Linked DNA regions of Homo sapiens: region 1 is linked to region 2. Evidence: read pairs that join two places in POLR2A ChIA-PET (ENCODE). Cell type or tissue: MCF 10A. All regions are shown on one strand. Links, peaks and the distances in the headings refer to the core of each region. The heading gives the core; the rest is flanking DNA. Region 1 holds the start of LOC124902629 (a long non-coding RNA gene). Region 2 holds the start of CTR9 (CTR9 component of Paf1/RNA polymerase II complex).

Region 1 (5,382 bases), core at 301-5,300, 150 kb after region 2:
GTGCCTGTACTATGTCATACTATGATACAGGCCTGTATCCATAGGAGGGGCACTACTGGGAGTTTCTGTCCCCTGGGTGGTTTATTTTTGTCATCTTTACACACTGGGTTTGCGTGTTCAGATAGGGAAATTCTCTAACCTTTTACAACTTAGTTTATTTTTTGACCAGATATGAATATTTATTATGCATAAACCTTACAAGGCCAGGAGAGAGAGCACAAGAAAAAAAAGTAAAAACAGTTTGATTCTTTAAAGTAGCAAATATTGTGATGAATTTCAACAATGCATTTCAACTCCTGTTGATGGAACTTATGCAATAAATATTAATGATAATTTAAATTAGAATTATAAAATGATCCTTCTGTCTCTATTTCACTTTGCTTAGGAAAAACGAATTATTGGATGTAAGGTATTTAGAGTAAGGCCTCACATACAGTGAAAAATCAATAAATGAGAGCTTGTGCATCACGGCACTTATTACATGGAGGCACCATTTTTACACTAATTAATGCGTATATGGCTCACAGCAATGCAGTGGGGTGGGGACCATTAGTTTTCCAACCTCAGAGATGAGGAAACACTATAGAGAAGTTCCATCACATGTCTAGGGTCTCATCACTAGCAAGAGGCAGAGCTGGAATTCCCCTGTGGACCAGGCACCAGAGTCTTGGTCCTCACCATTTCACCATGGGGCATTCTCATTAAGCAAAGCTACTATCTTTAGGGCTTCTGGGAAAGAAAACCAAGTGAGTCCCTGAGCTTTTAGGGGAAGATGGTTTTTGAGTGCCTTGGCCCCCAGGGAAGGGAGTGATGAGGGCTGGAGAGGAGGAGGAGGGGAGCAGGCCCTTGTTTCTGCTCCTTCTGGAGTGGAGGGAATGGAGACATCAGGCATGGGGAGCCTTGGGAGGACTTATTTGTTTGCTGGTGCAGGGGCTAGGGGTAGAACATCCTCGACAGACATGTTGCTAAAGTCACACATGGAGTCAGGCGGACAAGGAAGAGAATGTGAGCCATGTGGGACCAGAGGGCTGCCTCTGCTCTTCAGCTGCTCTGAGCTCTGAGGTTTTAGAACTGAATGCTTGTCTGCGCTATTTGGAGCAGCATCCTCCTCCCTACACACAACTGAGAGTCCTCAAGTGCCTTGACTTGTGCTGTCTCCAGGGACAGAAAGATTCCCAGGTAGCTGTGAGACTCCCCACAGGCTCTGAGCCCCATCAGGGCTCCATTTGAGGCAGTGTTGCCTCCCTCCCTTCAGAAGCCTGAGAGCCTCCTCCACTCTGACCTCAATGAGATAGGGAGGGGGGTGGGTTGGTGTAACTGGGGCAAGACCAGCATGAAATCAGAAACTGAGTTCGGGACAGAGCTGTCCCAGGTGAGTGAGGGACTCCGAGGATCAGGACCTAAGTTGAGGCCAATGCCCGGGTGCATGACCAGGGAAGTCCAGGTGCTGGAATTGAAAGACAACGCAAGGCTGAAGGTGAGAAGCCAGGCAGGGACCCCAGGAACAAATCCCTCACCCTCCGCCTCTTCTGGGAGTGATCTCAGGGGAGGGGGTCTTCAGGGTCTGGGCCTGAATCATGGGGTACTCACCTGAGACCAGGGGTGACGCTGGCATGGCAGAAGCAAGTTGAGTCAGAAACATGTGACAGCTGTGGTCTAAAAAGGGAAGCCTAAAGGGTCACCAAAGTGAAGGGACCAAAGGGGCTATGGCAGCTGGGAACCGGAGCCAGAAATCTGAGAACCAGGGAGGTGAGTGCAAAAATAGTAGGTCCAGGGTGAACAGGGTTGGTTTAGAACATGTGTTGCCTGTGGCTCACTCTGGTGGGCCAGCTGGGCGTGGTGGGAGTGTGGATCTGCTAAATTTAAAGGGCCAGAACAGACACCACTGTGCAGGAGACTGTGCATGTGTTTTAGCCTGGGAACCTCTTATGATAGCTCAGGCTGAGTCCAAGAAGGTCTAAGCATGGTTTGCCCTGAACCTGGAGCTGGGAAAGCAGACCAAGTCTAAATGGGAGGGGCAGGCAGTGTTGGAGATAAGGACAAGCCGTGATGGGTGCTTGGGTGGAGGGACAAGTCTGGGCGCTGGGCCCTGGGCACCGTGGGGCTTACATGCTCAGGCCTGCAGGAGTGAGTGAATAGTGCTGGGGGAGACAGAGGCAGATGAGTCACAATCCCAGATGTGAGCAGATGCTCTGGGCAGATTTGGGCTGCTTGTCAGCAAATTTGACCACAGCCTGGATGGGCTGTCAGGCTCAGGCCACCGGCCCCACTCCCAGCACAGAGAAAGCCTAAGAACGCACTCCTCTGTGAGCGATCACTCTTTGAAATGTTTCATAGCCCTATATGGAACCACATCTGGGAGAGTAAATGTATTTTCTGAGCCAGGCTTTACAAGTTGATTTTATGACGCATCTAGGCAGAAGATGAAACGCCCCAGTCATTAACTCACTTCCCCTTGTGGGTGAATTCCACAATACGTTTTTCATCTGAGCTGTGGAACAAGTTTCTCTAGCACACACAGACCTGTCTGTCAGTGGACATTTGGCTGCTCAGATAAATCCTTCGCTCTTCAGAGGCTGTCCCTGGTTCACCCCTCAGGCCACGTGCTCTCTCTTGCAGGCAACTTTGCTGGCTCTTCCTGGAACAGGCCAAAACACAGGGATGAAGTTCTGTGGATAAGGCTGCCTGTGTCAGAGGGGCCTTGAGCACACATTCGGATTCTTAACCACCAGCTTACCAGATAGCTTGCTGTGTCCGTGTGTGTGTGTGTGTGTGTGTGTGTGTGTGTGTGTCCTTTAAAATTCTAGCTTAATGGCCACATGTTTTAGGCCACTTCTGTCCTCCTAAAATAGGGCTCTGAGCACGTCTCCAAAGGAGGGCCCCTGAAGCACAAGCAGTGGGCCGGCTGCCAGGGCTGGCAGAATGAGACACAGTACTTGAAATAAATGCAGGGTGTTTGCTTACAGATTCTTTACCACATCATGGATGAGTCAGATGACTTCTCACCCCAGATTCTGTTTTTACCCTTTTTCCTACTCAGAGCTAGGGGTGGGAGGATTGTGTAAAGTTTAAAATATATCCCCAAATTATATACTTCTGTCTTTTGAGTTTTAACATACAATAGGGATCCTTTCATTCTTCGACGCGGTCGAGAATTATGTTTAACTTTTCCTGTTTCATTCTGTTTTAATTCATACCTGGTTGTGGAAAGAGCAGTGGGTTGGAAGTTGAGAGACCTAGGATCAAGTCTCTGCTAGTTAGTAGCTCTGGGATTTGGGGCAAGTCAGTCCACCTGTCTGAGCTGCGGTTTCCTTACTGACAACATGGACTGTCAGTTCCCCGTGGAGGCTATGAGCTTGCACTGGGAAGGAACAGCTTTCCCCATTCAGTGGCCCTGGTTTTCTGAGCCCCTGCCCTTCACTTGGGGTTGCTTGTCATGACAGCAAGTTAGATCACTCATGGAAGTGTTTTGAAAACTAACATGCTACATTCTTGTGAGGGATAATTATTACTATGTGCCATGCCAAAAACAAAACAAAAAAAATCCTTTTCTTTTCTTCAGCCTTCTTCACACTCAACTTAGCCTCATCTGTGGCTAGAGCTTCTTCAGTATTCCAGGCAAATCCCTTCTCTCTGGCTTTCTGAGGCTGACCTAACCCCCAACTCCACTCATAACACCTCTGCGTCTGCTTCTGCTACTTCTTTTTTTTTTTTTTCAGGGTCGTCCGTATGTTCTTTTATTATTTATTTATTCATTTCATAGTAGTAACATATAAGAATATAAAACTTAGCATTAAAACATTACAAATTTTTTTATTTCAAAATACTTTTAAAAATTGTATTTTTAAAATTGACACATAATTGTACATATTTATGGGGTACATAGTGATGTTTTGATACATATAATATATAGTGATCAGATCAGGGTAACTGGCATAGACTTCCACCTCAAACATTTATCATTTCTTTGTGTTGGGAACATTCAATATCCTTCTAGCTATTTGAGTCTCTCTCTTATTGTGAACTATAGTCCTTCTACAATGCTATAGAACACTACAACATATTCCTCCTATCTAGCTGTCATTCTGTATCTTTAACAAATTTTCCCCTGCCCCTCTCCACACTACCCTTCCCAGCTTCTAGTATCCTCTGTTCTACTTTTTACTTCTTCTTTTTTTTTTTTTTTTTTTTTTTTGAGGCAGAATCTCCCTCTGTCACCCAGGCTGGAGTGCAGTGGCAGGATCTCGGCTCACTGCAAGCTCCGCCTCCCAGGTTCACGCCATTCTCCTGCCTCAGCCTCCTGAGTAGCTGGGACTACAGGCGCCCGCCACTACACCCGGCTAATATTGTTCTTGTATTTTTAGTAGAGACGGGGTTTCACCGTGTTAGCCAGGATGGTCAGGATGGTCTCTATCTCCTGACCTCGTGATCCACCCACCTTGGCCTCCCAACGTGCTGGGATTACAGGTGTGAGCCACTGTGCCCGGCCTGCTTTTTACTTCTAATATCAACTTTCTTTTTTTCTTTTTTTTTTAGCTTCCACATATGAGTGAGAATATGTGGTATTGAACTTTCTCTTCCTGGCTTATTTCACTTAACATAATGTCCTCCACTTCCATCCATGTTGCTGCGAATGACAGGAATTCATTCTTTTTATGGCTGAGTAGTATTCCACTGTGTATATGTGCCACCATTCAAAAATCCGTTCATCTGTTATTGGACACCTAGATTGATTTCATATCTCGGCTAATGTGAGTGGTGCTGCTAGAAACATGGGGGTGCAGATGTCTCTTTAATATACTGATTTCCCTTCCTTTGGTTACATGCCAAGTAGTGTGACCACTGGATCATATTTAACCATTTTTAAGTGTATACTTTAGTGGCATTAAGTACATTTACGCTGTTGTGCAATTATCACCGCTATCCATCTCCAGAACATGTTCATCTTGCAAAACTGAAATTCTATCCATTAAACAACAACTCCCCATTTCCTCCTTCCTCCAGCCCTTGGCAACCACCATTCTATTTTCTGTCTCTAAGAATTTAACCACTTTAGGTACATCGTATAAGTGGAACCATACAACGTTTGTCCCTTTGTGTCTGGCCCATTTCACTTAGCACAGTGTCTCCAAGGATCATTCATGCCTGCTTCTTTTCAGAGAAAGTCTTCAGAAACTTTCCAACAGTAGATAGAAAAAATGATATTGTATCTCAGAAACTACTATAAAGGGGGAAGCTGAGTGGATACATACACTTCTTTGTTTTAGATGCTGCTTATAGCTGTAAAGTAACTTCCTTAAATAAAAAATAAAATGTATTGTGTATCTGTATCTGGGGAATCAGACGAGATCGGGCGTGTTCAGGGTGGTATGACTGTAGAGG
Region 2 (5,382 bases), core at 96-5,095:
TCATGCCTCAGCCTCCTGAGTAGCTGGGATAACAGGCGTGCACCACCACACCCAGCTAATTTTTGTATCTTTAGTAGAGACAAATTTCACCATGTTGCCCAGACTGGTCTTGAATTCTTAAACTCATGTGATAGGCCACCTCGGCCACCCAAAGTACTGGGATTACAGGCATGAGCCACCGTGCCTGGCCAAAACCAATTCTCTTTTATTCTTTCTCCCTCTCATTGACACATACACATCACTTAAAGCATTTCAATCACTTTGCATGTAAGATAAAACCCCAAATCATTAATATATACTAAGTCAAAAGAAATTCTGAAGGACAAAAGCATTTAGAAAAAAAGTTTACTTACAAAAACACTTGCAAAAGTATACAGGTGAATTTACGCTTTAGAAGGACTGATACATCAAATGAACACACACCAAGGTTTACAGTTAGTTGCTTCATGGTGAGAAAAGAGCAATTTTCTCATATGATTGCCATATGACCCCAAGCTCCCACATATCTTCAGACTGTAGCAGTACAAAAGTCAGCAATTAAACTGTAAGAGAGTCAGTAATATATGGGAAATGCTGAAAGTTTTGTTCACTTTGGAGACTACAGAGTGTGATACTGTTGTTTCACGGTTTATTTCAGAACACAAAGTATTTTGTTTTTCCTGTGGGAAGTAATATGTACACTCACTCATTTTGGAAACAGGACAAGATGTCAGTTTTGCTTTATAAGCATAAACCCCAGCATGTCTGGGTACTTCTTATATCAGCTTCAACTCATGCCACTCTCCCCCTCATTTTCTACATTCTAGTCACATGACCTTCTTGCAGGTTCTCAAAGCTCTTCCCCAACATGCCGTCCCCTCTGTCTGGTACACATTCCCCTACATACTTTACCTGCCAAACCTTACTCATTTTCCCAGATGCAACTTAAATGTCACTTCCTCCAAATCCCACTCTAAACTGAGTGCCCCAACTATTCAATCATAGCACTCTGCATTATCAGGTATGATGCCTTTGGATGCGAATAACTGAAAAACCAAACCTATCAATAGAGTTTTTAATATCAGGGAGGCTTTTGGGCATGGAGAATAACAATCACCACTATGTGTACTTTTGTTTAATGCTTACTTTATAAACTTTAAAATATATTAAACAGTATTTCTGGGAAATACTGTCTGATGCCATCCAATGCAGTATTCACTAACCACATGTGGCTATTGAACACTTGAAATATGACTAATCCAATTAAGGAATTTAATTAGGAATTTTTTTAATTTAAATTTTGGAAAAACTAAAGTGTGTGAACCTATTTTTTCAACTGCAAACTTTATAAAATCTAAACACAGATCCAATATTTCCAATTAAAATCAGGCAACTGAGATCAGTGTATGCATGTGAAATACATATCGAATTTTCAAGACTCAGTATAAAAAAATGTAAAAATTATCTGAATTTTTATATTGACTACATGTTGAAATGAGATTTTGGATATATTACGTTAAATAAAATATATTACTAAAATTAATTTCCTCTTTTTTTTTTTTTTGAGGTGGAGTCTCGATCGATCCCCAGTCTGGAGCGCAGTGGCTGATCTCGGCTCAGCGCAACCTCCGTCTCCCGGGTTCAAGCGAGTCTCCTGTTTCAGTCTCCCTGGTAGCTGGGATTACAGGCGCCCACCACCGCGCCGGGCTAATTTTTGTATTTTTAGTATAGACGGGTTTTCACCATGTTGGTCAGGCTGGTCTCGAACTCCTGACCTCAGATGATCCGCCCGCCTTGGCCTCCCAAAGTGCTGGGATTACAGGCGTGAGCCACCGCGCCTGGCCTCATCTGCAATTTTACTTAAATCACAAATATACTAGATCTTCTTACATGCTTCGAAGAACTAAAAAAAATAAGACATGAATTATCACAATGATTACCGAATTAATTGTAAATTTTTTTATTTAAACTAGTCACAAAGGTATCACAGGTATGACTTACACCTAACGGGGGCCAAAAGATGGGTTGCGAAACGAATGACTGAATTATCCCTAACAATCTTGGGAAGAAAACAGGATTGGCCAGGCCCATCCCGAGAGGTCCACGTCAGGCAGGGGCCCCGCCCACCGCGGGACCAAGCGGCTACGCCTTCCAAGTTTTCATTCGGGGCCGCGCCAGCGCTGAGGAGAGTCAGACGCCAGATGGTTCCGAAGGTCCTGCAGGCTCTCGGGGCACCCTACAGCCGACACGCCAACAAAAGCTTCGGAGCCGCCAACCCCAAAACGGAAACACCGGAGCCACAAGCTGAGCTCGCGTAGGGCACGCTCCCCCGGGAGTGCTTCCGGGACAGGGGGCGGGGTCGCCGGAAGTGGCCGTCCGCCGTCCGCTGCTCGTTGTTTAAGCGGCTGACGGGAAGGAGAAGCCAGAGCTCCAGCGGCGCCGCGGGGCGGCAGTCAAGACCAGAGCCGGAGCCGTCACTCACCTCTGGATTAGCCTGAAGCGGAGACTACCGGCTGCGGAGCGGCGGGGCGAGACACTTGCTCGCCTTTTGACCCCATCATGTCGCGGGGCTCCATCGAGATTCCCCTCCGGGACACTGACGAGGTAAGTGTCGTGTATGGAGGCGGGTGGGGGCCATGAACTTGTACGATCGCCCCCACCGACTTCGCTCGACTTCGTTTCTGAAGCGAGAGCATCCTCCTTCCCTAAGAGCCCTGATCGAAATACCTGGCCAAGGTCTGATCATCATCTTCTTCAGCCCCTGTGCCCTCTCAGGCTGGGGGCACCGCGTCTCTGCAGCCTCAGGGCCACTCGGAGAAGGAGTTCTTGAAAGTTCCTCTCCAGCCTGTTCGAATTTGACAGTGCGCTACTCTTTTCCTAACCAACCCACGGGAGCAGAGGTGTGAGAGTACCCGATAAACTGTAAAACACCTCGCAGATTACAGAGGTGGGCGCTGATGTTTCCGGGGTTTATATGCTTGCTGCTCAAACTCGAGATCTTTCCCTGGGAATATATAGGAGGTCGCCTCTTCTCCCTTAGAAACTCGAGTCTGTCATGGTGCGCTGTGTTCTCTACACCAACTCTCCTTCAACGAGATATCCCAAGATTTAGCCGCCCCTGTGTGCTGATAAAATTTAACCTCCTCTCGCTTACCTATGTCTCATTCATGGGTGGCCTGTGGCTTGTCTGAGTAAAGCTCTCAGCTTTGATGTTCAGTCTTCTTGTATATCTTTTATTTTTATTTTTTTTGTTTGAGATATAATATTGAGGTATAAAATTCAGTGGTTTTTAGTGTATTCGCAAAGTTGTATAGTCATTACCTCTAATTCCAGGACATTTTCCTATTATTATTTTTGTGCTTACAGTCAGGACTGTCTGTTACACGCAGGTGCCACCTCCATGATTAATGTGTGCAGTGGCATTCAACTTTGCATGGCTTGTAGGGTCATGCATCTCAAGGAGTCAGACCTATGGCATAATAGTCTCTAGGGTGCTTATCTGCACTTTACTTGGATTCTATGTTAAGTAGGATTTTGTTTTGTTATTTTTTAGTAAGCAGACCATTTCTAGTATTTTATAGTTCCAGTGATCTGGGGACAAGTAGCAGGGTTTGTTTGCTTCTCTGTGCTTTAACTTTATTATAGTATAACCTATTCGTCATGTGCTCCTTAAACATTAACATGGATTAGCTCAACCGTATTGAAAGTGAACACGTACTCTATGTATATGCATGTTGATTATATTCACGAAAAGCAGCAAAGATGAAATGTGAATTTTAAAGTGGAATAAGAGTTAAGACCTACCTTTTGTATTTTAGGTCATTGAACTTGACTTCGATCAGTTACCGGAGGGAGATGAAGTTATCAGTATTCTGAAACAGGAACACACACAACTGCACATATGGATTGCTTTGGCGGTCAGTATTCATGTAGCAAATATTTTTTATTTGTTGACTAGGAAAATATGTAGTTTCTGTTTTCAGATATAGTAATAGCCAGCTTGGCTGCATGGTAGATTAGTTATACCATGTGTATGGAAGTTAATTGTGTTAATAATTTATGGAACAATAAGGCCGTTTTCCTAAATGATATGCTGCTCTACTGGTGAATTAGTATATGTTGGTAAAGGCAAAATTCATTTAAGTAGTACTCTATATTGAATATTTTATTATTTAGTGCTTGTTCAGTGAAGGCTGGCTTATGGTTTATAGATAAGCTGAAAAGAAGCGAAGTGCTTCTGTGTGAACATTGCTGCTTAACATTGTTTCCTATAACAACAAAACACTTCCCTTAAAATATTCTAGAATGTGATTAGGTTCTGGGAAAATCACTTCACCCAAAATCACAAAAGTTCTTTTGGGTGAAGTTTATCTCAGACTTATGTTTTTTGTCCTATTTAGTCTCCTTCAATGTGAATCTTACTGGAGATTCTCAAGAAAATCCAATCAGAAACCCTAAAATTCTATATCCTCTACTTGCCAGCATCAGCTGCATAATGATGTTTTCTTTTTATAGGAATAGGTAATATAAATGTTACAGTCATTATTCCTAAGTAGATATGCCACATTGCTTTCATACAAACATACAGAAGAGGCTCCTAATATTGTCTTGAAGAGTCAGAGAAATAGGTCTGGAATTGGGCTTATATCCAGTGCTCAAGACTGCTCTAAGAGTTTCTTCCTTTTAGATGTGGATTTACAGAGAAGTATTTTCAGTGACAAGCAGTGCCTTCTTGACTTGAAGTGCCAACTTTTCTTATTCCATGGAGACCAAGCCTCCTTGTCACACACATTTTTTTTAAAACCAGATGGTAATTTAGATGTATATATAATATATATTATATATATATATATTTTTAAGTACATATGCCCTCCTTAACAGCACTTAAACAAAAATTAGAATATTGGAGGATTAGCATGGCACCTGTAGTAGAATAAATTAATGACACATTGTGGGATATAGATTTTTACAGGGAAAAGAATGTAGGCTTTGGGGTTAGATCAAGTCCCGGCATGGCTGCTAACTAGCTATGTGACCTTAGACAAATGATCTAACTTCTGAGCATATGTCCTCATTTAAAATATAGAGATGTTAGCATCTACCTCATAGAGTGGTTGTACAGATTAGAGAATATGTGTATGAAATTCCTTTCATGGTATGTGACCAATAGTCAGTGGTTAATAAGTGGTGGATATTCCACATAGAGACAGAGTCTCTCTATTTTGCCCAGGCTAGACTCAAACTCCTGGGCTCAAGCCATCCTGCCACTACAGCATCCCAAGTAGTAGATTACAGGTACATACCACCACACCTAGTGGATATTTCTTTTATTATTTATAAGTCAAACAGATGCCTAGAGAAGTTGTTAAACAGGCCCAAATCACAGATAATTTTTGGTAGATC

The links. Peaks named below come from ENCODE experiments on the same cell type or tissue, not always from the same donor. Only the 100,000 strongest peaks of a DNase experiment are listed, where the experiment ranks them.
Region 1: POLR2A ChIA-PET joins it to region 2 with 10 read pairs; 3 of 35 experiments call an interaction of 5 or more read pairs at or near these places.

The regions. Positions count from the first base shown.
Region 1 is chr11:10,897,542-10,902,923 of GRCh38, forward strand. It overlaps LOC124902629 (a long non-coding RNA gene), which reads right to left and starts at 1,792. Exons shown (of 2, transcript XR_007062588.1): 1 at 1,591-1,792. LOC107984309 (a long non-coding RNA gene) reads right to left here. Exons shown (of 3, transcript XR_007062590.1): 3 at 2,600-2,638. RefSeq lists enhancers at 1,681-2,880, 2,033-2,102. In MCF 10A, for the core only: no CTCF peak of the experiment used is centred there; DNase peaks (open chromatin) are centred at 2,100, 2,430, 2,920 and 3,280.
Region 2 is chr11:10,748,875-10,754,256 of GRCh38, forward strand. CTR9 (CTR9 component of Paf1/RNA polymerase II complex) reads left to right here and starts at 2,372. Exons shown (of 25, transcript NM_014633.5): 1 at 2,372-2,583; 2 at 3,798-3,896. The coding sequence starts at 2,539. RefSeq lists enhancers at 1,741-2,241, 2,040-2,189, 2,210-2,259. In MCF 10A, for the core only: no CTCF peak of the experiment used is centred there; DNase peaks (open chromatin) are centred at 2,057 and 2,347.